Linked DNA regions of Homo sapiens: all the other regions are linked to region 4. Evidence: chromatin contacts called from ENCODE Hi-C data. All regions are on one chromosome and are shown on one strand. Each heading gives the region's core, a stretch centred on a gene start or an enhancer-like site at or near the end of the contact. The rest is flanking DNA. Distances are from core to core; before and after follow the strand shown.

What was found. Hi-C counts contacts between places; a loop is a spot of excess contacts on that map. Pooled maps may share reads with other maps.
Region 1: a map of CD8-positive, alpha-beta T cell shows a loop between it and region 4 (11-fold over the local background). The contact joins the promoter of CLN5 here to the promoter of MZT1 in region 4. A Hi-C loop is called at or near these places in 4 of 168 maps with a recorded cell type or tissue (CD14-positive monocyte, CD8-positive, alpha-beta T cell and naive thymus-derived CD4-positive, alpha-beta T cell), 1 of 37 single-sample maps with no recorded cell type and 16 of 50 pooled maps.
Region 2: a loop to region 4 is called in a map of naive thymus-derived CD4-positive, alpha-beta T cell, with 9 times the contacts of the local background. The contact joins the promoter of KCTD12 here to the promoter of MZT1 in region 4. A Hi-C loop is called at or near these places in 1 of 168 maps with a recorded cell type or tissue (naive thymus-derived CD4-positive, alpha-beta T cell), 5 of 37 single-sample maps with no recorded cell type and 10 of 50 pooled maps.
Region 3: a loop to region 4 is called in a map of B cell, with 6 times the contacts of the local background. The contact joins the promoter of FBXL3 here to the promoter of MZT1 in region 4. A Hi-C loop is called at or near these places in 3 of 168 maps with a recorded cell type or tissue (B cell, CD4-positive, alpha-beta memory T cell and naive thymus-derived CD4-positive, alpha-beta T cell) and 10 of 50 pooled maps.

What each region holds. Positions count from the first base shown.
Region 1 is chr13:76,987,987-76,995,056 of GRCh38, forward strand. It overlaps CLN5 (CLN5 lysosomal BMP synthase), which reads left to right and starts at 4,095. Exons shown (of 4, transcript NM_006493.4): 1 at 4,095-4,285. The coding sequence starts at 4,113. It also overlaps the pseudogene DHX9P1. RefSeq lists silencers at 3,429-3,518, 3,609-3,678, 4,139-4,378 and an enhancer at 4,400-5,599.
Region 2 is chr13:76,885,155-76,891,960 of GRCh38, forward strand. It overlaps KCTD12 (potassium channel tetramerization domain containing 12), which reads right to left and starts at 1,251. Exons shown (of 1, transcript NM_138444.4): 1 at 1-1,251. The coding sequence starts at 994. The coding sequence ends at 17. RefSeq lists an enhancer at 266-765 and silencers at 379-648, 1,049-1,478.
Region 3 is chr13:77,023,270-77,029,644 of GRCh38, forward strand. FBXL3 (F-box and leucine rich repeat protein 3) reads right to left here and starts at 3,890. Exons shown (of 5, transcript NM_012158.4): 1 at 3,558-3,890. RefSeq lists silencers at 3,431-3,490, 3,511-3,790, 3,961-4,010.
Region 4 is chr13:72,724,054-72,731,277 of GRCh38, forward strand. MZT1 (mitotic spindle organizing protein 1) reads right to left here and starts at 3,576. Exons shown (of 3, transcript NM_001071775.3): 1 at 3,471-3,576. The coding sequence starts at 3,549. BORA (BORA aurora kinase A activator) reads left to right here and starts at 3,870. Exons shown (of 12, transcript NM_024808.5): 1 at 3,870-3,954; 2 at 4,873-5,040. The coding sequence starts at 4,888. RefSeq lists silencers at 3,022-3,081, 3,037-3,218, 3,742-3,891 and enhancers at 3,312-3,381, 4,102-4,151.

The sequences.
Region 1 (7,070 bases), core at 2,845-5,344, 4.3 Mb after region 4:
AGATTCGAACTCGAGCCATCTCTGCTAAAGGCATGACTTTAGTCACCCCACTACAGTTGCTTCTCTTTGCCTCCAAGAAAGTCCAATCTGATGGGCAGATTGTGCTTGCAGATGACTGGATTAAACTGCAAATATCTCATGAAGCTGCTGCCTGCATCACCGCTCTCCAGGCAGCCACTGAGGCTCTGGTTGTTGAAGTAACCAAACAACCTGCTATCATCAGCCAGTTGGACCCCGTAAATGAAAGTATACTGAACATGATCCGTCAAATCTCTAGACCCTCAGCTGCTGATATCAACCTTATGATTGGCAGTACATGGTATGGAGATGGTCCAGGTCCTCCTAAGATGGCCCAATATGACAATGGAAGCGGATATAGAAGGGGAGGTTCTAGTTATGGCAGTGAAGGCTATGGCAGTGGCTATAGCAGTGGAGGCTATCGTAGCGGAGGCTATGGTGGCAGCTCCAGCTCCTGTCGGGCAGGATATGGTGCAGGTGTTGGTGGAGGCTATAGAGAAGTTTCCTGAGGTGGCTATAGAGGCAACTCTGGAGGAGATTACAGAGGGCCTAGTAGAGGCTACAGATGATCTGGGGGATTCCAGCGAGGAGGTGGTAGGGGGGCCTATGGAACTGGCTACTTTGGACAAGGAAGAGAAGGTGGCATCTGTTAAGGCTTGGTTATGTCAGTTCCTGTGTGTAGACAGTAAGAAAAAAAAAGCCATGCTATGTGTGACATTTTTTTCCAATGTTTATTTCCCACCAAAAAGTAAATGCATTTTAACCCATTCTGTGGTTCACTGTAGCTTAAGGAAACCAAGCATATAGATGCATTAGTGATTTTGTTTATATTATGTAAAATGTAACGATCTATCTTAGAAATACCACAGTTTGTATTTTTCTTTAAGGAGTAAAGATTTGTCTTTAAAAATAACTTGATATTTTCCTGGCTTTCATTTAATACAATGGAAAATAAAGTATTACACGAAAAAAAAATTTTTTCTTAGAGACAGTATCTCATTATGTTACCCAGGCTGAAGTGCAGTGGCTATTCACAGGCACGATTATAGCTCACTATAGCCTCAAAGTCCTGGGTTCAAGCCTCCTGAGTAGCTAGAACTTCAGGTACATGCCACCTTGCCTGGCTTCCTGCTTTCTTATTCACTAAGAAACTTTGTTCTCTAAAATCATAGATTAGAGACAACTTCGTGTTTGAAATTACATCAGTAACAATAAAATATCCCACCTTTGCTTGAAGGACCTCAGTCATTCCACACAGAGAATTGGCCTCAATTTACAACCCAGATGTCAAGCTTCTGATAAGGGGTTTCCAGACACAAAACTCCATCGCTATTTTAACTTCATAGTCTCCAAGGAAATAGGCCCTTCATCCACTTTGCAGTCTAGACCTAGAGCCTGTGTGTTGATGGCAGCAGCAGGCCGTCTGGAGCAGCCACTACCATCATTGACATACAGCCTTGTTTTGCTTTGAGTCTACCAAAATACTGCTTATTTAAATTTCATCTCAACTCCACACTTCCCCAGAATCCTATCACTCTATCTGGGGAGATGCCATGTGGTCCAGGCAGTCTTAGGCTGAATGGGCAAGGATCCAAGGGAAACCAATTAGATTGAAATTAGTTCTGTCTGTGGGCCCTCAAGATTTAAAAGCCATGGACAAGGGGGAAGCAACCAGTATCGACCAGCGATAATCTATGAGCACCTTCAGCTTGGGGTGTGGGGTCATAGACAAAAAGAATGGGGTTTAATCAGTGTTCCCATCCAAGGCAAAACCAGACCAGAAGAATGGGAGCTACCAGGAGGCTGAGTTAAGACCAATACTAGGGCCAGGCATGGTGACTACAGCCTGTAATCCCAGCACTTTTGGAGGCCGAGGCAGGTGGATTACTTGAGGTCAGGAGTTCGAGACCAGCCTGGCCAACATGGTGAAACCTCGTCTCTACCAAAAAAAAAAAAAAAAATTACAACTGGCACACACTTGTACCCAGCCACTAGGGAGGCTGAGGCAGGAGAATTGCTTGAACCCGGGAGGCGGAGGTTGCAGTGAGCCGAAATCACATCACTGCACTCCAGGCTGGGTGACAGAAGGAGACTCCGTCTCCAAAAAAATAAAAAATAAAAACCAATACTAGGAAGTGCTTTCTTACCATGAAAGCTCCCTGCACACAGAATGAAGAGACAGATGGCAGAAGCAAGACCAGAGGCCTCCACCACTGAACAAGGTCAACCTGAATTTGTTTTTGTAGCTCTGGGAAGTCCTGAACTGAATGGGAGGTTCTACTGTGGCCCTCTACTAACAGTAGATGGAACCTGGAACCATCTACTGTTAATTGTCCTTTTAGTAGCCAAGACATGAAGTACCTATCTCCCTTCTTTGTATTTGGTGAAAAGATTTGAACTCGAGCCATCTCTGCTAAAGGCATGACTTTAGTCACCCCACTGCAGTTGCTTCTCTTTGCCTCCAAGAAAGTCCAATCTGATGGGCAGATTGTGCTTGCAGATGACTGGATTAAACTGCAAATATCTCATGAAGCTGCTGCCTGCATCACCGCTCTCCAGGCAGCCACGGAGGCTCTGGTTGTTGAGGCCATCTACTGTGGCCCTCATACATCATACTGTGTATGGTTCCAGGATTTGTAAATGCTCTAATCAATGTTTTTTTTTTTTTTTAAAGCTGTTCCTGCTGATTGCTTTTTAAGCTAGGCTCAAGTGTGGGGCCACGGAATCCTTCAGGTGCCCTTCAAATCAGACATTACATTTCAGCTCTCAGGGCTAGAATGCTTCCCCCTCTTATCTTGGGCAGGTCTTTGAAGAAGCCAGTTTAGCCTTGGTAATTTTGAATTTGGCCATAGTATACGGAGGAGAGCTAGGTAGCTATCAAAACGCTTAGACAAACGTATGGTAAAATGCAGCCCAGCCTGAACCTCCGCAAAACCCCCAAACCTGGAGCAGCAAGTGGGCAAAGGAGTGTGTGTTTGGGGCAGGGTACTGAGTCCCATATGTAATCAAGAGACCTGGAGGGCCCAAGGAAGTCAGTGACACCCCCACAAGCTACATATCCTCCAATGGATTGTGGTGGTCATCTCCGGCTACCGAAGCCACCTTGCTTATTCCCATAGGCTTACAAACATTATGATGCTTCACACGAGTTGTGGGTGAAGTGAAGGAATTGGAAAGTCCCGGTCTAAGGCCCTGCAAAACTGCTGTCTGGTAAAAACAAGTGACTATGGCAAGGCCCTGAATGTACTACGTATAGACTTAAGTCAGTATTTGTGCCTAACAGCAAAGCATGCCACAAGAGGCTCCTCAAAAGCCGGGTAATTGATGCCATTGTTTTCTTGACCTAGTTGAAGAGTCAAAGAAGAGAAGGTGATGCAGAAACTTCTTTCCAGTGAAGTGACAGATCCAAGCAAGGAACACCTGCCTGTGAGGGGAGCGGTAGGGGAGGGGGTAGATTCGGCAGCACTCGGGTAGTGGCAGGGACCACATATTGTCGGTGTTAACCACTGTTATCACTGGCCCAGGTCGAGTGAGGACGAGTCATTTCCCCACTAAGCACTTGGGGAGTGGCAGGGACCACATATTGTCAGTGTTAACCACTGTTATGACTGGCCCAGGTCGGGTGACGACGAGCCATTTCCGCACTATTGTCCCTTCTTCCTCACTGCACCCCCAGCCCTGCACCCTCAGCTCCAAATACACATTCTCGTTCACTCAACGTTTGTTGACACCTAGCGTGGGCCCTGTGGGATGGGGTAAAAGTTCGGTGTTGGGAGGAGCCCCGGTGACAGATTTTTGGTTTTGGTGGTGGCTTTTGGGCAAGGACAGGTCAATTCATAAAAGATGACGCCCCAGGTCTGGATCGAATTCTCCTGGGAGCCAGACCAAAGCACCTTCCTGGACTGCAAAGTGTGGAAGCCGCCGCGGGCCGGGCGCGGGGAGGTGTCATGCGCCGGAACCTGCGCTTGGGGCCAAGCTCTGGAGCTGACGCGCAGGGGCAAGGCGCCCCGCGTCCCGGACTGGCGGCTCCGCGCATGCTCCTCCCACCGGCGTCGCAGGCCTCGAGAGGCTCCGGAAGTACTGGGTGCAGCCTGATGGCGCAGGAGGTAGACACGGCACAGGGCGCCGAGATGCGGCGGGGCGCGGGCGCGGCTCGGGGACGCGCTTCCTGGTGCTGGGCCCTGGCGCTGCTTTGGCTCGCGGTGGTTCCGGGCTGGTCCCGGGTCTCGGGCATCCCCTCCCGGCGCCACTGGCCGGTGCCCTACAAGTGAGTGCGGCGGCGCGCGCACTGTCGGGGTTGGGGTCGGCGTTGACGATGGGGGATGGGGTGCTGGGGCGGGGACCCCTGCTCACCGTGGTTTGTGTCGGGTCACGAGATGGTGCGGGGACAGCGCCGGGTGACGCTCGGAGCGCACTTGAGAGCAAAGTTGAGGACTGGGGAGTCGCAGCCGCTCGTTACGTGCAGCCCTGGGACCTTTCGTCCCCTCTGGTCACTTGCGGCAGACTCAGGACAGTCCTGAATCGTGGAAGAAGAAAAGGAGAGTAATGTTATTTAATGGAGGGACTTCTGGGTACAAGTAGCTGATTTCTTGAGTAGTTTAAAAACACTGTCTATCGCATTTATTTATATCATGCACTGTCGTTAGTTATTACCGCGGAACATTTGGTACAATTTACTGGGCGACCAACTCGCTCTGGTTTGAACCTGATCAGAACCTGATCCGAAGTCCTTATTGGGACTTCCCAGTTTTGCCCTCAAAAGTCGCGCATCCCGGGAATCCCCGTCTCCTGCAGTCCTGGTTAGACCGGGAAGATTGTCACCGCTTTTGTCCAGTCTTCAGCCTGGAGGTAGGACGCCGGTCCTAAGTCGGGGACAGAGCCCGCACACCTGGGAGGTCGATTCCAGCCTTTGACAGAGAAGACACAGCCTCCGGCGGTCAGAGATAGCTAAACACAGAGAAAGAAAACATGGTGTCAACATCAGGCAGGAGAAAGACCAGCAGTTTTTGAAAACAGCTATTTTTCTTTAAACCAAAAGCATCATTGGACATAATTTTAACTTACTAGCATAAGTAATCAACAGCTAAAACTGCACACAACAAACCTGAAAAAAACAGCTATTTTGTATGACAGTATGAGTGGGAAGGAGTTCTGCCTGCTGCGGGTCAAATCTGGCTCTGTCATCACCAGGGATCTTGGGAAAGTTACTCAGAATCTCTGTGCCCACATGCCCTGAGTCAAAAAATAGGAATAGTGGTAGCACGTACCTCATAGGTTTGCTGGAAGGATTAAATCTAGTAAAATGCCAGCTGTTGTCAAACCTAGATAGTGTATTCTGCTCACTGAAATGTTTACAACACTTTTTTGTTTTGTGTGATATACTACGTGGAAAGAGAAGTTTGTGGTTGAAGCTAGTTTTCTGGAAAATGTTAATAATAAAATGTTTGTAAGAAGTCAAAATTACTCAATAGAACAAGAATTGTAAATCCAAACGATTTGATTTAACATTAGGGCAAGGTGTTGACTATGGCTTTTTAGTGGATTTTTTTTTTAAGTCTCAGATATTAAGTACGTGCTCCCATCTAATTCCCTCAATTGAATATAATATTTAAGTTTATTAAGTTCACACTTAAATTACCTTTGAACTAAAATAGATTTTGCTGTGTCAGTGAAATCTCCATGTGATTATGTATTTGTTTAAACCAGGTAAGTGCCTATAAAACACTGTACCCAAGTAGCAGAAACTTTTGGGAGCGTCGTTAATAGTTTCGATTAGCATAAAGATTTTAACTTCTTAAGTTAAAATAGAAATTTTTGTTGATTTGTTAAGATTTGTTAGATCTGGCTACAACCTTGGGGATCTAGGATTCTTAGATAGAAGCTGTTGTCGCCACCACTTCTTTCTTTCCCAGTGCCAGATTATAGGTGACCAGTGTGTCTGTTGAGCTGAATTCAGCTGCAGTGCCCCTCGAGTCCTATTGCTGTGGCCTTCTCCGGTCTTCTTTTCTTGCCTGCATTGTTGAGGTCACCTTCTAACTGATCTCTCATGTTTTATTTGGCCTCTCTCCATACCCTCTTTTAATTCGTGAAATAAGGTTTACTTTATAGCAAATTCAGTCCTGTCAGATCTGCTACTTAACATCCTTTAAGTTTAGCCCTCCCCAATTATAAGGCAGGGAATTCCATGCACATTCTCCTAGTGACAAAATGACAGCCCCTGCCAGTCTCTTCCGTCTCCATTCCTGCGTCGAGGCCTGAAATCCAGTCTTCCGTACCTACCGGAGACCAAATGTGCCAGGCTTGTCTTACAATACTTAACATTTCCTCTGCCTTTCTGTCTTAACCTTCTAATCAACTACATTAAAAACCTAGGCCCGGCCTTCATCTCTTTCTTTGCCCTCCCCACCCCATTCATCCCATACCTGGTTAACAATGATTTGTCCTTCCTGTGTGCCCATAGGACTCATTCCTTTAGTCTAGCACATACCACACTCATTACTTGTTCAGTGTCTTTCCAGCTCCCACCCACAGTTCCATGAGAAAGGGAACAGTGTTTTAATTTTTGTTTCCCTCCTTCTTACTATAGTTCACTATATATGTAGTGGAGCCTCAATAAATATTGGTTGAATGAATGTTAATTCGTAAGTAAATATAAAATGTATTCTGTTACTCATAATTATCTGAATAATCTTAATGTATGGACTGTTTGTAAAATTGAACACATTGGAAAAATGTTCATTTATTCTGTAAACATTTGCAAATGTCTACTATGATCTGGAGCTATAAAAATTTTAAGACAAAATTCCTGTCTTCAAAATTTTCACAGTGGGATCAGGGAACAGGGAAGCCCGTATTTATCAGAGTGCTTTTAGTTTATCATTTGCTATTAAAAACATTATTGGAAGTTTGTTCACAAGATAACAAAATGTGTGTTTATATTTATTAACTATGGTCCGACCTTTGAATGGTCCCCTAAAAATGTTACTGGATTCTAAAAGACGTGAGAAGAATCAGATTCATTTTAGAATCTAAGTAGATGGTTTCTTTTTCTT
Region 2 (6,806 bases), core at 1-2,500, 4.2 Mb after region 4:
AGGGGGTCTGGGGAGCTCACTCCCTGCAGAAGACGTACTCGGTGTAGCTGGTCCAGATCTTGTCCTCGCTCTGGTCGGTGCTGCTGGCAAAGGCGCAGGTGCCCGTGGAGCTGCACGCCACCATGTGGAAGCCCGACTCGGACAGCTTGTCGAAGGCCTGCTCCAGGAAGTTGAACTTGAGGTAATAGCGCGAGGTGTAGCGCTCCGGGGGACGGTCGGGGTCCCGGCTTTCGTTCAGGGTGTCCCCAAACACCTCCTTGGCCAGCGACGTCTTTCCGCAAACGGTGATGCGCGCCACTCGCCGGAACTTGGCGTCCGCCTGCGCGTCCCGCCCGATGGTGTAGGAGCCGCGGTAGCCGATGGTGATGTAGCCCGAGCGCCGGCTGCCGTCCAGCGACTGGGACGGCGTGAGCAGCGGGCCCGCCGCGCCCCCGGACGGACTGCGGCTAGCCAGCTCCAGCGTGGGCGACGGCGCCCCGGCAGAGGCGCCCTCCTGCTGTTCGGGCTCCGAGTAGCCAAGCGGCAGCAGCTCGTCACCCAGCGAGCCCTCCTTGTGCACCCCGCGCCGCGAGGGCGGCGGCCCCGGGCCGGGCTGCTGGGGCGCCCCGAGGCGGCGCACGAGCTCTGGCAGCTCGAAGTACTCGGCCTCGCGCTGCAGCCGGCTGCGCTCGGGGAAGTAGTCGGGCAGCACGAGCTGCAAGTCCCGCAGGTAATCCAGGATGTAGCGGAAGAGGAAGCCGTCCCGGTCCAGAAAGAAGCGGCCTTTGCTGTCCCGGGCCAGCTCCTGCGGCTGCTGCTGCGTGAACATGCGCCAGAGCAGCGAGTCGGGCACCGACACCACCGTGCAGCGCCGGGTCACGTACACCTGGCCCCCCACGTTCAGCTCCACGATGTCGGGGAAGAGCGGTGGCTCCGCGGAGGACGACGAGGAGCCACTGCCGCCCCCGCCGCCGCCCCCGTTGGGTAATCCACGTGTGCTGTCCGCCAGAGCCATGACAGAGAGGTGGCCGGGCCGGGACAGTGGCAGGAAGCCGCGCTGCACTCAGGAGCTGCAACCGCCTTCCCCGGAGCCCCGGAACCCGGACGCTCGCTCAGCCCTGCGCCCCGCCGCCGCCGCCGCCGCCACCGCCGCCACCGCCACCGCCGCCACCTCCTAGAGCCGCGCGGAGCCGAGCGGTGCGAGCGCGCCGCTGTGCGCCCCCTTGAGTTCCAGTGCGCTCCGCCCGCCTTGCCCGCGCGCTCCAGGCGAGTGCCGGGTCGCGGCCCGCGCGCTGCTTAAGTAGAGCCGCCTGCTCTGGTGCCGTGGCGCGCAGGAGGCGTGGGCGGCGGCGGAGCCTCGCTTACCGGGCGAGGGGAGGTGGGGAGCGGGGACTCGATTTGCATCTTAAACGCGGACGCCACGCGGGGCTGCTGGCTCCACCCCGGCTCGCGAGCGCTGGGGGCGCCCGGACTCCCACCCGCTCCCCACCCACCAGCCCCGCCCCGTGGTCCCGCCCAACTTTCTCCCTCTTCCGAAGAGGACCCGCCCGAGACTTGGCGGCTTCGGAAGACAGCTCCTTGGAGGGACAGTCACCGCGCCCCCTCCCCTCTCGCCCCAGCCCGCACCCAAGGACTCTGGAAGGAGGACGTGAACTTTCGGAAGCCTGTCGCCCCGGGAGTGGAAATGCGTGGCCGCCTCCGGCCCTCCCGCCTGCGGAACTGGGCGCTTCCAGCAGTGCAGCTGCGGCCTGCCATCGTTGGTTGTCGTGTCACTGAAAGTAGAGAGACGCGAAAAACCTGGAGAGACGAAAGAGCCGCCCCAGTCCGAGCGCAGCCAGATTTTGTTCAAGTTGCCTTGCAGCCAGCCTGGAAAATAAATAAATAAACCTAGAAACAAAAAGCAAACCTCAGTGTCCCGCAGTAGGATGCTTTACGATAGTTTATTTTCTGGCTGCAGAGACAAAATGAGATGAAGCTTCAAATCTGCTCTTAATTGCAATTCCCTCTTCCCGCAGGGCCTTCGAGGCACTTCACTTCGAAGTGAAGGGGTAAGACTCCGGAACGTTCGGTCTCCGGGTCCCATTCAGCCTTCGTTGAATCGCGCCCTTAGACTCACAACAGTTGCAGATCTAACGTAATTTTTAAAGCCACCTTTGGCGCCTGCATGTTTATCCTTCCAAAAGTCCAGGCGCCCCTTCTCTCCCGCATGCCTCGGTCACTCTTCGGCCCTGTCCAAGTTCCCGTCAGTCTCAGAAAGGGATATTTATATATCTGAAGGCCCTTGTCTGGATCCCATCTCTCAACTCCTGCTGCCTACACGTTTGCTTTTCCCCCTCGGACTGCAGCCCACAGAACCGCCCCCTCCCCCTGGAAGCTTTCCCTGGCTTCCCAGGTGGGTGGGGCCTCTGGATGGCTCCCTACACACTGTCTGCGCTGCTCCCAGCACGTTCTGAAATGTCATATTTATGAGTGATTATCTGATCACTGATTTGGGTATGAAAATAAGTAAGAGCTCCTGAATGCTGCAAAAAGAGAAGAGTGCAGAGGAGGGTGTCAAGAAATGATTGGGTCACTGAATGTTTCTTGTGTACCTGCTATTATTTGCAGGGCACCAGGGAGTGAGGAATGCAAAGGCGAATAATCTCCAAAGCGCTTTCAGTGTAGCCCAATAAGCAAAGGGTCAGGGGTCTGCGCAGTTATCACATCAGTTTGAAGTATAGACCACACATCAGGATAAATCAGGCAAGATCTTTGTTCTTGATAAAATTTATCCTTCTGTGTAACTACCCAGTGAGCTTCACAGTCTCCTCACAGATAAATGTCATTTTTATTTTGAAATGTTTATATCTGCTCAACAATTACCGCGCTCATGTCAGTGTGCTGAAATGAGATCAACCCCCAAACCAGTTATCTTAATTGCAAGTACAGATTTTGATACTGAATGTATTTCAACATTCTTTTTTTGTTGTTGTTCTGTTCTTTGGGATAAATAATAGATAACACAAAACTTCCAAGTCCCAGTGCAGGATTTCGAGGTGGTTGTGCTACTAGGCGTTATATTAGTGTCAGAGACCTGACAAAACCAGCCTCTTTTCTACAAATCCAAGAAAAGCCTTCTTTGTATCAGTTCTGCACATATTTTTGTATAATTACCATTGCTCATTGCATCAGCAAATCCTGCCAGCTCTGTGTTAAAAATCTTTCTAGACTATTAACGTATTTCACCATCTCCCTATCATCACCCTGGACCAAGCCACCATCATCTCTTGCCTGGATTATTGCACTGGTCTCCTAACTGCTTCTACTTCTGCTCCTACAGTCTTGTATCACCAGAACAAAAACAGGGACCCTGCTTATAATCCAAGGCTGGTATGTCACTCTGCTCAGAGCCTGCCAGTGGCTTCCTATCTCAGAAAGAGCAAAATCCAAAGTCCTCTCAGTGGCTTACAAGACTCTACATGTTTGGAGTTATCCCACCAGCACCTCTCTGACACATCTCCTGCCCTGCCCCCAGGAGCTGGCTGGCTTTAGCCACATAGCCCCTTTCTTGTTTTCTCAGGGCCTTTGCACATCCTTGTAAAAGTCTCATTTCTCCTCCCTCCCGTGTTCCTCACCTTGTTCAGGTCCCTCCCTTCTCACCTTCTTCAGGTCTGCCCAGCAAGACCTTTCCTTGATTCCACTTCTTAATGCAGCACAGCCTCACTGCAGCTTCCTCTTCCTTGCCTTATTTGTTGACTCTTTTCCTACATCAGAATATAAACTCCAAGACTTCAGCAGTTTTTGTCTGCTTGGTTCACTGCCACACCCCCACTGCCTAGAACAGAGCTGGTATATTACAGGCATTTGATAAATATCTGTTGCTCACGCAAGCATTCAACCACTATTTATTCAGGGCCTACTACTATATTCCAGGCTGCATGTTAAAAAATAATCACTGCCCACTAGGAGCTTATAGTCTTGCGAGGGAGACAAATAAATATAGTATAAAGATAAGTAAGCCTATTTCAGGTGGTGATAAATGCCACAAAGAAAATAAAATTATAAGATGTGATAGAGGGACTGAGTGTGGAATACTACTTTATACAGAGTGCCTGGGGAAGGCATCTCTGTGAATGTGACATTTGAGCTGAATAATAAGAAAGAGACAGCCATGGGAAGTTTTGGAGGAAGAGCATTCCAGGCACAGGGTCAAACAAGTTAAAGGGGCCTGAGTTATGAGTGAGCTCACATTGAAAGTTTATGTATTGTGTCATCTACTTGTATCCTGTGAATCTCCAAAGTACCCTTGAGATGATCAGTACAGAGTCAAATGTGAGTGATACCGTGTGCTTATTCACTACCTGCAGCCTACTATCATCATTCTCTACATCTTGACATAAGGTAGTCATCAACCACCAGCTAGTCTACTGCAGAAAAGCCATTGGTATTTCCTTATGGAAGCCAGGTAATGCATGAGAGATATAATAATGAATGAAACAGGTGATTTGAAACACAAGGAATGTTTTTCTAGTTAATTTTGTGTGTTCTGTTTCTTGCCTATTGGTTGGTATCACAGAATTCAAAAGGAAATACTACTGGGGAACTCTGATGCTGGGACTTGAGGGCCTGAGTGTTTATAAGAAGAGAGTCATAACTCTTTAGCATCTCCAGTATGTTAAATATGCTTGATTGCAAGGGATTGGGGAGGATTTGGAAACCCACTAGCCCTGTGTTTAGTCTCAAACCAGTTTCTAATGATGGTCATTGCTAATTGATGGTCATTGCTCCTTTTCAAGTAACTCTTTGTATTTTCCTGAATAAGATACAGTGTGCCTGCAAGTAACCTGTCCTTTGATCCTAAAGTGGAGGATACTGGAAACATCTCTGGACCTACATTCTCATCTCATTTGCATCTTCTCCCCCACCTACTGCCTTCTCTTCAAACCAGCTTCCCCTCCCACTCCCCACAGTAATCCTTCTTATCCAAAGTTTCCATTACCATGGTTTCAGTTACCCATGGTCAGCTGTGGTTTGAAAATATTACATGGAAATTCCAGAAATATAACTAATTCATAAATTCAAAATTGCACACCATTCAGAGTAGTGTGATGAAATCTCCCACTGTCCTGCTTCGTCTTGCCCTGGACATGAATATCCACACCTCTACACTCCCAACCCATGAGTCACTTAGTAGCCATCTCAGCTGTCAGATCAACTGTCTTAGTATCACCCTATCACAGTGCTTGTGTTCAAGTAACACTCAGTTTACTTAATAAATGGCCACAAATTACAAGAGTAGTGATGCTGGCAATTCAGATATGCCAAAGAGAAGCCATAAAATGCTGCCTTTAAGTGAAAAGGTGAAAGTTCTCAATTTAATAAGAAAAAAAAAGTTACATCCCAAGGTTGCTAAGATCTATGATAAGAATGTAGACATTGTGAAATTTCTGTGAAATTATGAAGGAAAAATTTGTGCTAGTTTTGCTGTCACACCTCCAAACACAAAACGTATGGCACAGAGTGCATGATAAGTGTGTAGTGAAAATGGAAAAGGCATTAAACTTGTGGATTGAAGACATGAAGAGAAACATGTTCCAATGGACAGCAATCAGGTTCAGTACTACCTACGGTTTCAGTCACCCACTGAGGGTCTTGGAATGTATACCCTTTGTATGAAAGGAGACTACTGTATTCTGCATACCAAAGATTTAAGGAAAGGAATGAGGAACATGAAGAGAAATATAAAGTTAAAGGGGAGGAAGAACTGGTGAAATGAAGTGAGTGCCTTTGAGAATTGAATGAATTTAATATATGTGAAAATGATCTGTACATTGTAAAACACCATTCAAGTGTCAGAATCATTATTTTCCACCACTTATCATGGTGCTTGACAAGTCTTCCCAATAAATACTGAATGAACAAATGAATGGCAGAAACATTAAAATGAACACTATGGGGAAAGGGGAAGAGAGGCAGAATCAGAAATTATCCTGAATAAATATTTATTCCATTTGTCATCCTCCTAATATGTGTGAATCTTTTCTCCATGCAGGCTTTAGAAGTCATTGACTTTTTGCATTTAGAAGGAGAGATTAATTGAATAACATTAAGTGAATCCGGAGGCAAAATGATCTTAATAAAGATTTGGTAAAAGATGTGACAATATTTAACCTGAAGAAAAGAGAACAAAATGTTATATAGGGTACACTGCCAAAATACTAGGTCTAAATTCCAGTTACTCAGGAGGCTGAGGCAGGAGAATTGCTTGAACCTGAGAGGCAGAGGTTGCAGTGAGCCAAGGTCGCACCACTGCACTCCAGCCTAGGCAACAGAGCGAGACCCCATCTCAAAAAACAAAACAAACAAAAAAAAAAAACAGGTCTAGACAGTAAAGAATATCCCAACATTGTATGATTATCTCTAGAGTATGATTTTTATGATTTATAGAACCAAACAAAGAAACAAAAGTTAACAATGTTGATATTTCTATACCCTTAAGATGGTGTTTGGAGCTTATCCAGGAAACAAATAATATAACAAGCATGTATAGAGTACTTACTATGAGCCAGCCCTATTTATAGAACTATACATGTATGAACTCATTTAATCCTAACAATAACTTTATGAGGTTGGTGCTATTACCCAAGTTTTAGATGAGAAACTGAGGCACAGTGAACTAATTTTCCCAAGATCATACAGCAAATAGGTGCTGGAGCTGGGATTTGAACCCAGGCAGTGTAGCCTTAGAATCTGTGCTTTTAAACACTGCATTTTAAATCCCCTTTCCTCTAGGAGTGCTTTACATGTATTAAGAAGTAAGTTATATTATTTTCCCCCTTTACAGATGA
Region 3 (6,375 bases), core at 2,640-5,139, 4.3 Mb after region 4:
CCACCTCAGCCTCCAGAGTATCTGCATGCACCACCACACCCGACTCTATTTTTGCTTTAAAATGGAGAGAGAGAGAGTGTGTGTGTGTGTGTGTGTGTGTGTGTCAGAGAGACAGGGCAAGTGAGCTTGTGTACGAGAAAACACACCCTGGAAGTAGACTCACTGAATTATTATAGTAACCAACAGTAGACGGCAGATTACAGGTAATTTTTTTTTCTTGCAAACATCTCTTCCCTTTTTATGTTTTACACATTTTCTTTTACTATCAATGCATTACCGTGTAATCGGACTTTTTGGAAAAGTATAGCAGGCTCTAAACTAAATGGCTGCAGACCACTCACTGGTAGTTACTTAGTTCAGAGCCTGTAATACTTTTGTTTCTAGAGAACAGTTCTGGCAGGGTAGTGGTTTCGACCTAAACTTGGGGTCACAATCTTTCAGAAAGATGGCTTGTTGCTCCAACACTCCTCTGGCCTATCAGCATAAAAGAATTTCTCATTCCTGTGTGAGATGAAGGATATGCATATGCATTACTGTAAAACAAATGTTTCTGCAGACTTTCTCCACCCAGTACCTCGCAAAACTTGTGAAAGAGGATTGAGGGCTGGAGAGTAAAAAGAGAATGGCAGAGGCCTCTGACCTTAATGCCATGAAAGTCAGTCAAAGACGTCTTAGCATATGTGCAATAAACTGCCTATTCTTCACTGCTCCTATTCCCAACTATGTGAATAAAATATATTACGTATACCCTACTGATCAGGGAGAGAACAAGAGAGAAAATAGAATGACAGAGGTGACAGCAAGAAGGTAGTCTGATGGAAGACTGGAAATTATGTGTGACTTGAGATTAGTTTTTTTTTAATAAGTTTAGAGAAAAGTGTATAGTCTACACTGTAATCTTTAATATTAAGTCTCTTCTAATAATAATCCCTCACTAGAGGCTGAGATAACACTGTTATTATGACCCATTTTTCTGCTTTAACTTACCCTGAAGGCTTACTTTAATTTTAGTATATAAAATTTGGGTCAAAGAACAAAGTGTTTGCTATCCAGAGCTTATAATTTCTCTTCTGACCACCTAAAACTACTCACAATTTTGAGATACAGAGATTCAAAAAAGAATGACAGTCTTTGCAATTTCTACACCTTATTATAGAATACTGATTGCCTGTTTCTGGAGAACAATCTTCTAAAACCAGAACTAGACAACTTAAAGACGGAATGATTCATTTTACTTTAGAGTATATGGATATATAAACAAAAATAAAATGGTAGCCTTATTCACATAATAGTCTTTGCTAATAAATACTTTGCTGGTCCTAAAAATAGAAACTTTCTTTTGTCTATTATAGTACTGTTTTAAATAAAATGTACTTAAATACCTTTCCAAGTTCAGGTTAAAGAAGTTGACAAAATTTTTTTTAACAGTATGCAACACTAAGGGACAGTATCTCTTGATCTAGATATAAAAACACTATATGATCACCAAAGCCTATTTTAAGAACTTACCAGTTTACAAATAGCTGAATTAAGTCTGTTAATTGTCATACGTAATATGTCTATGTTACAATTATAGTGCATTAAGCAATTGAAAAAAATGTAAGGCCAAATTCCAATAAAAATATCCTCTGCACTATCCTCATTTGTGCATGAAAATAACAGAAGTGAGTGGACACTTAAAATTTTAAATGTCAATTTTTCCAAGTTGATTTCATTTATGTATGAAAAAATTTACACTACTTTAATAGTATCTTATTAAATCTATTTACACATGAAACTCTGCTATACATAAAATTAAACATCTCAGAGCATCTTCCAGCCTGCAAATAATTTACATCAATGGACCCTATAATTCCTACTTTTGTCAAAGTGAAAACACCTCCTATATTTGAAAAGAAGTGTGGAGAACCAAGCTGTACTATAAAACGTCAATGAGACATTCTAGACTCTAGAAATCTAGAGCACCAAAACTAGGCCTCTTCAGGGCTCTGGCAGTTTAATTTCCTGCAAAGCTTCTAGGCCCCAAATAATGCAACTTAGGCCACCACAGCTTTTGGTGAGGGACTGATATGACTACAAACTGCTAAATAGCAAACTACTGAGGAAAGACCACAGACTAGCTGAGCAGCACAAGGAGTTAGTGAACTAACTCTATGTTCCATAAACTTTCCAGGTGGGCGCGGTGGGCCACGCCTGTAATCCCAGCACTTTGGGAGGACAAGGCGGGCGGATCGCTTGAGCTCAGTAGTTTGAGACCAGCCTGGGCAACACGATGAAACCTGTCTCTACAAAAATTAGCTGGGCATGGTGGCCCATGCCTGTAGTCTCAGCTACTAGGGAGCCTGGGGTGGGAGGATCGCTAGAGCCGAGATCGCGCCACTGCACTCCAGCCTGGGTGACAAAGTGAGTCCTTGTCTCAAAAAAAAAAAAAAAAAAAAAAAAACTTTGAAAGAAGCAACTTCATTAGGTGAAGACCGGAAGTGAACAGCTAGCCGTGTGCATCGTTGTATTAGGCACTTTTACACTGGGCATGCAATAATTTTAAATGCTCATTTGTAGTTAACTCTAAAAAGCCTATTTTGGCATCACAGTTCCTTTCTGTTCTGCTTTTACTAATATCAAACTAATATGCATTCTTTGGCTGAACTACAAGAATAAAACACTATAAAGAGGTTAACTCACAACTAAATGCTTAGAGAGCGCACAGTGGCGAAAATCTGTCTACAGGTCATATAGATAGATAGATAACTGATAGTTGATGGTATTTTTATAAATATTTCAGAGATAACAGAAACTAAGTTACTTTTTTTTCAAGTTAGAAAAGGAGGATTCTAATTAAAAAATCTGGGTCACTCAACTGGATATCATTAGCAACGACAAAATAAAAATGATCTCTCTCACCTCTCAGCTTGGAGATACAGACCATTTACTGGGCTGCTTCCTGACCCCTGTCTGCAACCCCACCTAAAGGACTGCCCACGCCAAAGGCAGACGCGAATCCGCTCAACACAAGTTGACCAAGTTTTTCGCCTGGCTAAGCGGCAGGGGCGTCCCCTCCTCCCTGCGCCACCTCCCCACCGACTGGCTTCCCCTGACATTTCTCATGCGCCCCACCCTGGGCAGTTTGCTTTGACATTTCAGTGCCTCATTGCTCAAGCTACCAGCACGGGCGTAGCCGACGCCGGGAGAGCCCACAGAGTGCGAGCTCCATGGTGCCTGTCACCAGCCCCCGCCAAGGGTCATAAAGCCTGGCAGGAGCCGCGGCGAACCCGGGAGCGGCGGCGTCGCGGGCAGGCTGCAGGCGGCCGCCGCACACGCACCACGCCTTGTTGACATGTTTGGAAGCAGGCACGGCGGGGAAACGCCCCCAAGCAAGCTCCAAGGTCTGGGTGCCGCGCCCCGCGCCCCGCCCGGCACTCCTGAGGAGCGGCCCGCGCGCGCCCCGGCCCCCGCGCCCCCCCCCACCCCACCCCACCCCGGCCCGCCCACAGACGGTCCGCGGTCCCTCCCCGGCTCCGCCGTCGCAGCGGGGCTCGGCCCTGCCCCTCCGCCGTTACCTGCTGCCGGGGGCGGCTTCCCCCACACACCACCCCGTGCTCCGGGGACGGCGGCGGCTGCAGGTCCCGCGGCTCTCACATGAGGCGCCCCTGGCCCCCCGCTTCGCGCTCCCGCAGCCGCGGCCCCCCGCGCTCCGCCCGCATCCGAGGCGCTGGTCCCGCGGAGGGCGCCAACGCGGCTCCACCTTTGCGGCTCTGGCTGCCCAGAAAGAAGCTTTCCTTCTCAGTCCCGCGCTGTCTGTGTTCAGGGATCCCCGGCGCCGCGAGAGACTACCTCAGCGAGCGGCTGCCACCGCGTAAGCTTCCTGCACCTGGGCCACAAACAGCGAGTCTAAAATGGCGCCCAGGGCTCGCGGCCGCGCGCTTCCCTGGCGCGTCCCCGCCCAAGGGGGCGGGAAGGGGGCGGGGGGGGGGCGGAGCCCGGCGGGAGTAGGGCCGCGCCCAAGCGGGAGCGCGCGCTGCGGCCGCCCCAGTCTCCTTGCTGTGGGACGAGCCTCTGCCTTCCTGCCAGAGATGTGACTCCCGCTTGAAGGGGATTTTTTTTGTTGTTTTGAGATGGAATGTGGGAGGGCTGAAGCTAGCTATATGTGGAAGAGACTATCTGTGGCTGAAACTGGAAGGTTTAGGGAGGTGGAGCAGAAAAAAGAAAGGAAGGAGTCTCGCCGGAGCCTGCTGGGGACCGCGGCCCGCGGGTGGCCGCCCCGGATGCCTGAAACCGAGGAGTTAAATACAGTCTCCGAAGACCCGCGCATCGATGTGCATAAGTGGTGCTTAAAAGATGCCAAGGAAATGTACCAGAATAGTGAGAGTATTAACGCTGGGATTGCACATGGTTTTTGTTTTTCAAATATTTGTATTTCCCAATATTTCTAAAGTGGCTTTTATCATTAGAGTTATTACATTTTAAAAACGACATTTGCTTTATGAAATAGAGTCCTGAAATTTGTAAATAGCTTTTGAAACGCAATGGGGAAAGTAAAGGATTACAAAGCTGCTGAAAAGAAAACCTCTGGTGAATCCTTTTGTAAATCAAGGCATCTTTGTAACTGCTACCTAGTTGACTTGTTTTAAAGTTTGGATTTTTTGATACTGCGTTTTCTTACAGTTAGAAACATTCTTAGGTGCAATATCATTAAGTTGAATCATGCGCCATTCCTCTCTACACCTCCAAAAAAAAAGAGAGAAAGTAGTTTTCCATTCAAAGATGTCTTAGAACACTCAGACCCATGTATAAGACACTGAAAAGCAGTGGTGCCCAGGGAGCTCTCCGTTCTTCCCGTTTTCTCAAGAAATTGAGCTAGGAAGCCATGTATAAAGTTACGTCGAAGTTCAGTGTGAGGCCAGGAGTGGTACAGGCTTATGTCTGTAATCCCAACATTTTGGGAAGCCAAGGCAGAAGGGTTGCTTGTGGTCAAGAATTGGAGACCAGCCTGCGCAATATGTCCAGACTCTTGTCTCTACAAAAAAATAGAAGAGTAATAATTTTAAAAAATCAGACGAGCTTGGTGTAATCCCGGCTACTACTCAGGAGGCTGAATCGAGAGGATGGCTGGAGCCCAGGAGTAGGAGGTTACAGTGACCTATGATGTCACCACTGCACTTCAGTCTGGGTGAGAGAGTGAGACTGTTTCTATAATAAAATGAATTCAATGTGGGGAAATGCCAGTGTTGTTTGTTCGGTGTTTTTTAAGGGCCTGTCAGCTGTCAGATCACTGAATCAAACTGTACAAAGCCTCTAGTAGCATAAGAGTGTGGATTTGCCTGAGCTGCAACATTTGTTTAGGTCCCTCAGTGACTGGATGATGAGGAACAATAGGAAGTTCTAAGAAGGACAATGATAATTATTAAGGAAAAACAAATAAGTCAAATACAGGCCCATTTATTTAAAGTTGGGTGAACAGTATAAATGATCAGCAAAATACATTAAACCAATTCAGTAAACATGATGAGCATAGGTTGCATTACGTTAATATTGTATCACATTACGGTTATATCACATTCCAATCATAGTTCTTTTTTTTCTTTTTTCGCCATTATGATCTATTCTCCTCCTAAACAAGACAAGGACCTTGGCACACTTGACCTATTGAATACCCCTTTTCTTCCCTGTTATTGGCAAATATTTTATTTCACCTCATTTTTTTTGAAAAAAAACGTTTATTTTTTAATCAGTCAGTACTTATTTACATTTATCAATTGTATCATCAAGATCAGTGGCATGGTAGGTGGGAGAAAGGATGAGTGTGGAGCACATTGATCCAACTGGGAAAAATAATTTATTACTGACCCTGTTTGGAATTGCCAATGCATGTGGTAATAAAAAGCAGATGAACAATTAGTCTCTTTATTATTGTTTTAAATTATCCACAGACAATGTACCCCCTCCACCACGTAGAATGGTGTAGACTATTCCCACACCACCCCAGCCTTGGTACACCAATGATCAGGATAGATTAGATTATGTTGCAGTAGTTCCTTAAATACCATCTTGTAATTCCTCGTTTTTGATGACCTTTACAGTTTTTAGGAGTACTGCTTTAGTATTTTTGTAGAACGTCCCTCAATTGGGGTTTGTCTTAGGTTTTTTTCTTATAATTACATGGGGACTATGGATGTTTTAGAAGGAAAACTACAGAGGTATAAAGTACCATTCTCATCACATCATATCAAGGGTACATCTATTAATACGACTTATCCTTGTTGATGTCAACATTAATCAGAGGTTGAGATCAAGTTATTCTACTTAAAGTTACCCTTTTCCCTCTCTTTTTGTACTGGAAGAAAGTCACTATGTGCAGCCAACACTGAAGAATGTGGA
Region 4 (7,224 bases), core at 2,326-4,825:
CCTACACTAGAGGGAACTTGGTAAATTCAGACCTGAACTGCTATTGTGAAGGCAATGTAATTAACGGGGTGAATGGGTATAAAATATGAGGTAAGTCCTAGTGAAGATCTTAGAACTGTGGAAAGCTACTGGATGATATAAAATAGGAACATAAAAAAATCAAACTTGCATTTTAAGGACTTTTTGGCTGAGTATCAAATGAATCTTTAAAAAGTCCAGTTATATCACAATTTTGATAAAAGACTGGTGGGTAGGATGAACAGGAGATATTTAGCCAACCTGAAATGAGTCAAGAATTGAAAGGGCTTAGTGAAGAACAGGAGGCAGAGGAGGTGAGAAAGCAAGACTGACTTCTAGATTTCTTTCTCAAATGTGCAACTGGATTGATGGTGGTAGCATGGACTGTTTCGCTGGTACTGCCTTGCAGTGCTAGTCAAATGGAATCTATATACCATAGATTCTCTTAACTCCTTTCTCTATAACGTGTTTTTTTTTTTTTTTTTGAGATGGAGTCTAGCTCTGTCACCCAGTCTGCAGTGCAGTGGCGCAATCTCAGCTCACGACAACCTTCGCCTCCCAGGTTCAAGCGATTCTCCTGCCTCAGCCTCCCAAGTAGCTGGGATTACAGGCACCCGTACTTACTACTAAATATATATATATATATACATATATATATATATATATATACACATATATATATGTAAAGTGGTGCTACAGGCCGGGCACAGTGGCTCACGCCTATAATCCCAGCACTTTGGGAGGCTGAGGCGGGTGGATCACCTGAGGTCAGGAGTTCCAGACCAGACTGGCCAACATGGTGAAACCCTGTCTCTACTAAAAATACAAAAATTAGCTGGGCGTGGTGGCGGGCGCCTATAATCCTAGTTACTCCAGAGGCCAAGGCAGGAGAATTGGTTCCCATCCCCAGCTTCAACCTGGGAGGCGGAGGTTGCAGTGAGCCAAGGTCGCGCCACTGCACTCCAGCCAGACTCGGTCTCAAAAAAAAAAAAAAAATAGTGCTATGATAAAGCCTCTCATAAGGAATAATTATCAAAATTAAAATTCAGATGCACAGGACGATTTTAGAGGAAAATAAAAATTAAGGTATAAAAAGCAATCAATAGAGAGTACCTAACATACCAAAAAGTTGAAAAGCAAAAGAGGCAACCATACACAGTGGGTTGCGAGGGGGGTGTTGTTGAAAAGGCACGACTATTTTAAGCGTGTAGAATTTTAGGGATATAAGGATGAAAGCAGAGATCTCATGCAGACCTTATTCTAAATTGGCAGAGATAGTTCTTTTCAGAGTGAGGTGCACAGATAATTTATTAATAGAAAGTTAGCCTGCTTCCTTCCATGTCTTTAACAAAATCCTTTCATTTCATGATCAAAATGCAAATGTAGCCAAGAGTTCTGCAATTCACATGACTTAAAGGGAGGTTCACAAATGCTACCATTGAGGGGAGAAATGGTATTCAAAAAGTTTTGAAAATTTTATTTTTGATCTCACGGGTTGATTTAAATACTGTGTAACACCACATCCCCTCTCCTTCATTTTTTGTTTTACTTCACTTTTTTGTGTTCTTACTCTCTTTATAATCTTCATTTCACACCAAGTTTTCTCAGAAGAGATCTTGATGATGCAGCCAACACAAACCATCAGTTCTCAATTGTACATCAGTGATTCCACCAGAGAAAATGTGAGTTTTCTGTTCAAATGGGATCCTGTGGCCATATACATAAGGAACCTAAGTACAGCTAACCTAAGAAAATAGGCTAGAAGTGAGGTCTTATACTCTACCTTTTTCCAAGGAAATATACAAGACAGTAAATTTATATTTATATACACACACATATATATATTCATACATAAATCCACTTACAAAATAAAACTATTAAGTGTTGATACATCGAAAAGGATAGAAAAATAAGCTGAATATTAAGAGTAACATTCTCAGAAAAACAGCAAGGTAGATACTGAACAAGTGAAAAATTAGATGCAAAGGCTCTAAAAGTGTAATTCTTTGAAAAGAAAACCAGGACCAGTGCAGAAAAAGCCAGCAGCCCCTCTGCAAGTGCTACATAAGAAAATGAGGCCGGGCATGGTGGCTCACGCCTGTAATCCTAGCATTTTGGGAGGCCGAGGCATGTGGATCACCTGAAGTCAGGAGTTCGAGACCAACCTGGCCAACATGGGGAAACTCCGTCTCTACTAAAAATACAAAAAATTAGCCGGGTGTTCTGGCGGGCACCTGTAATCCCAGCTACTCCAGAGGCTGAGGCAGGAGAATCGCCTGAACCCGGGAGGCGGAGGTTGCAGTGAGCCGAGGTTGCGCCATTGCACTCCACCCTGGGCAACTACAGCAAGACTGTGTCTCAAAAAAGAAAAAAAGAGCCTACGGTGAAGGAGAGAGAGATACAGCAGTGAGAATTTCATAGGGTTATCTTTTAACAGAGACGGAAGCTGACGTGAGTAGACCCTGGAAAACGTCTAGGCCCACTGCAAATAACAACATCGATCAAACACTCATAATACAGGTGGATGTGAGTAAAAAGGAGACAAAGAAAGAAGACTACAAGAGAGAGGCCATCTGAAATAATATAAAAATAATTGATCATCTTTGATATGTTTTTACATGGTTGTCTTATTTAAATATTCACAACTCCTGGAGGTAGGGTTTTATTTTACAGAAAAAAAAAAAAAAAAAACTAAACAGGCTCAATGATGTTTAAGTATCTAGTCCAAGCTCACCACAGGGGCATAAAGTGGCAGAACCGACATTAGAGGGTAGACAGAGGGTAACCGCAAGACACAAATTTCGTGTTCTGCAACACTTGTGTAGGCTTCACACACACGTGCCTCCGGGGCCGAAAACAGGCGACACCATAGCACTTGGGCACTGGTGTCACCCGCTTCAAGAGGAAACTAGGATAATTATGACCAAAGGGGAACTTGTTCATTCGCCGGATATTAAAGGTGCCTACTTAAGTGCGAAGAACAGGAGGCATAGCGGTGACCAAACACCTGGCCCCTGTCCCCGCCGGGATCCCAACCTTGGGGACCCCCGAAGCGCCCCGGGCGGGAATCGGGTGGGACGCGGCACGCAGGAGGGAACGGGTGTACTGGGTGGGGTGGGCGTGACGCTGTCACCGCAGGAGATCGGGCGGGTAGGGCGGACCTGGGATGCGGGATAGAGGGGGCGCGGCATTCGCGCGAGAGGGACGCGGTGCGCAACCGGCTGACTAGGGGCCGCAACGCCTAGCGCGCGCGACAAACTACGCAGCGGCGGAGACAACTCTCAAGGGATAGGGCCATCAGCCCTGCGGCCCTGGCAGGTCCCTACCAAAGATCTTGGAAGATGCCGTTTGGGGCACTAAGGGGACCTGAAGTCCTCCCCAGGCTCATTCCCGCCTGGGGGCCTTGGCTCTGGGAAGGCACGCAAGGTAAAGGGAGCGCAACGGAAACTCACCGTCCATGGTCTCCCGCACCGCATTCAGATTCGCCGCCGCGGCCGCCGCCGCCGCCCCAGCACCGCTGCTACTCGCCATGGCTAAGGCCGAGGGAGGCGGGAGAAGGGCCTGACCCGGAACTGGAGCGCCTTCCTCTCTCCGAGGCAATCACACAGCGCGTCTCGGCCCACGCCGGGCAGGCTCCGCCCCTCGCGCTCGCCGCCGGCGTGAGGCTGCGTTGATTTGAATTTGGAGCCACGTTCCTCTGCGCGGAACGTGGAGCGAGGAGTTGCCATTCGAATTTCCTACGCGGCCTCCGTGCGATTGGCTGGTTCGCGGATGGCGGGACGACACGATTGGCTAGTCGCTCACAAGCCCCGTGCCCTGGTTGGCCCAAGACAGCGCGGAAGCGGGGAGTTAAAGAGTCTATGCCTGTCGTGGAAGCTGGCCTGGCCCCCGGAGCTCCCTGGAGTCGGTACTGGGGGCTTCGTTTTGTACGCACCGGTAGGTACGCTCTTTGTGGTCCCTGGCCTTTCCTCCTGTCTGAATGGAGAGGTTTCTTTTCCCAGCTCCTGACTTGCCTGCCCGCTCGCCCCTGGTGAATGGGAGCAGTCAGGGAGTAGGTGTGGAAGAGAGGGGCACCAGAAAGAGTGGCCACGTAGGGTTGGGGGCGACGCCTCCTTCGCACTCCATCCAGGGAAGCCGGCTGCATCTCAACCTTCCAGAAGTAGACTCTTTTCCACCCCACCCCGCCAAGGTGTAGCCTCTGTAGCCTCCTTTGATTGCAAGTAATGCAGTCTCCCTTTCTATCCCGGGAGGGGTGGAGGGGAGGTCTTGGCGAAAGGAGGATTTTTGGAGGAAAGGGGACCCCAGGCAGTTAATTTCCTAGCCCCTGTCAATCATACTTCTCTGGCTAGGACTCATGTGCAAGAAAGGCACAAGCTTCCTCATCTCTTACCTGCTTGCTACAAAGAATTGTTTAATAGCAACTGTAGTTGGATAGGGTATCCGAAGAATGTTCATAGTGTTGAGACATGAGATGATGAATTTAAAAAAAATTGTAGCTATAAGTCCTTTAGTTGAGAAGAGATCTGGGCCTGTTGTAACCTTTAGTTTCCTCAGAGGCAGATCTGAATTCATTCATATTTGATTGCTGCGTATAAGCCACTTCACTTCTCTGAGCTTAATACTTTCGCAAAATAATATCACTAGTAAGTTACTGCTATAGCTTTCAAGGTTGTTTCGAGGATCAGTTGAGAACATTTATATGTGATACTTTTTTTGTAAGCTGTATCATAGCCCCAAGAGTGTGAGGTTTTGAGTTGTTTTTTGTGACACATTTGTCGAGTACATTTTAATAGTTAAAATTAATATCTATGGGACTTTGTAATTTTAACATGCATACTCTTGATTTCTTTTTAGTTTTCTCTCTGTGCTATGGGAGATGTCAAGGAATCAAAGATGCAAATAACACCAGAAACTCCAGGAAGGATCCCTGTTTTAAATCCTTTTGAAAGTCCTAGTGATTATTCTAATCTCCATGAACAAACTCTCGCCAGTCCTTCTGTTTTTAAATCAACAAAATTACCAGTAAGTTATTCCTGACTAGTGTTTACAACTAATTTTAAATGTAAGTAATTACAAATAATTTTAAATGTAAACATCTGTCTTTACAAGGTAAGGAGGAAATACATTATGGAGCATATATAGCTGCAATATACTTTTTTAAATTGTAGTGTTCATTATAATCTAGTGGTTAGGTTAATAAGTTAGCTAGAAGATTTTTTTTTTTTTAAGTTCAAGAACATACGTTAGCTTCCTGCAGTTGTGGGTGTAGCTACATTCTGTGGTTGACGATATAGCTACTAATACATTAGAGAAGAAGCTGCATCATCTAATATTCTGTTCTCACTTATTTGGCAAACATTATTTGAGTGTTGCTATGTGTCAGATACAGTGCTAAGCAGGGATTACACTGTGAACAAGTTAGGATCATTAGGCACAAATCCTTAAGGAGGTTATACTCCGATGTATGGGTCACAAACTTTCTGTTAGGGGCCAGACAGTAAATATTTAAGCTTTACAGGTCATTTGGTCTCTGTCACAACTACTCACTTCTGTCTTGTATCACAAAAGCAGCCATAGGCAATGTGTAAAGAGATAAATGTTACTCTGTTCCAATACAGCTTTATTTATGGACACATTTGAATTTCATATAATTTTCACATGTCACAAGATATTTTTTTGTTTGTTTTCCCAACCATTTGAAACTGTCAAAATAATTCTTAGCTTGCAATCTATTATAAAAAGAAACTAACCCCTATTTTAATGTGTTAAACAGAACTAGATGAGTAATATCAAGGCAGTGTGATAGGTGATATGATTAGTACTTAGGACAATAGTAATATGAAGGAAAAGTGTTCTTCAGGATATTAGAAAAGGCTTCATCACTTTATCTTTTTTTTTTTTTTGGTAGAGATGGGATTTCACCATGTTGGCCAGGCTGATCTCGAACTCCTGACCTCATGTGATGCACCCACTTCAGCCTCCCAAAGTGCTGGGATTACAGGCATGAGCCACCATGCCCGGGCCACTTTATCTTATTTTACTGTTATTTGCTACACTGGATAAGTTCTTTTGACCTTGGATCTTTCAACCTACCAAGTTACTTAGAAAAACTGCAAATAGGGTGGCTGTTTCTGCTACACTTTCATACAGGTTTTACAATGAGCAAGTATGTACTAGTGGAAGGTCGAGCAGTTTATATTGAGTCATTTCATCAATCTGACCTTATGATTTTTAATTGAATCATTAAAATTTATCTCTTGGTCTTACTAAAAATAAATAATAGATTGACGGCAGCTTAATCCTCAAAGTTGGAATGTATGGCATCTTGCGTTTTTAGGACTGAATTTGCCTAGAATATATTTCTAATTACAGATTAGGATTTGGATAAACCTTTAATTCAGTTGCATGGTTGAGTACAGAAAGGCAGCACTGGTTGCCATTCATAATTATTTTAAGGATCAACTATGTTGTGAGCTTTTGCAGCCACCTCCAAAGTGACTAAGGACTTTAATTTCAGTTCCTTCTTAGTGAAAGTAAAGACGTTTGTTAACTGTGAGAGATTTTTACTTTTACATGGGCTTAGTTTATCACACTGATGAGTGTTAATTGTGAAAGTTTTATATCTTTATTACTCTGTTGTGATTTTTCTCGTATTACGTAATTCCAACCCAGGTGAAAGATTCTGATATTTTAAAAGAGATACAGGCTGGGCGCTGTGGCTCATGCCTGTAATCCCAGCACTGCCAAGGTGGGCTGATGACTTGAAGTCAGGAGTTTGAGACCAGCCTGGCCAACATGGTGAAACCCCATCTCTACTAAAAAAAAAAAAAAAAAAAAAATACAAAAATTAGCTGGGTGTGGTGGCGGGTGCCTGTAATCCCAGCTACTCAGGAGGCTGAGGCAGGAGAATCGCTTGAACCGGGGAGGTGGAGGTTGCAGTGAGCTGAGATTACACCAGTGCACTCCAGCCTCGGTGACAGAACGAGACTCTGTCTTAAACAAAGAGAGAGAGAGATACAATTAAGTCAGTTGATCGAATGTGATATGATTACCCTTTGCCATTTAATTTCATGGTAAAGTCAAATTTTAAAATACAAGCTTTAAAATATTTTCATATTATAACCATTCATATTATTTCTCACATAGGTTAGCATTTTGATGAACTATTTTAGTTTGCCTTTACTCATAAGCTCACTTTCTTTTGTT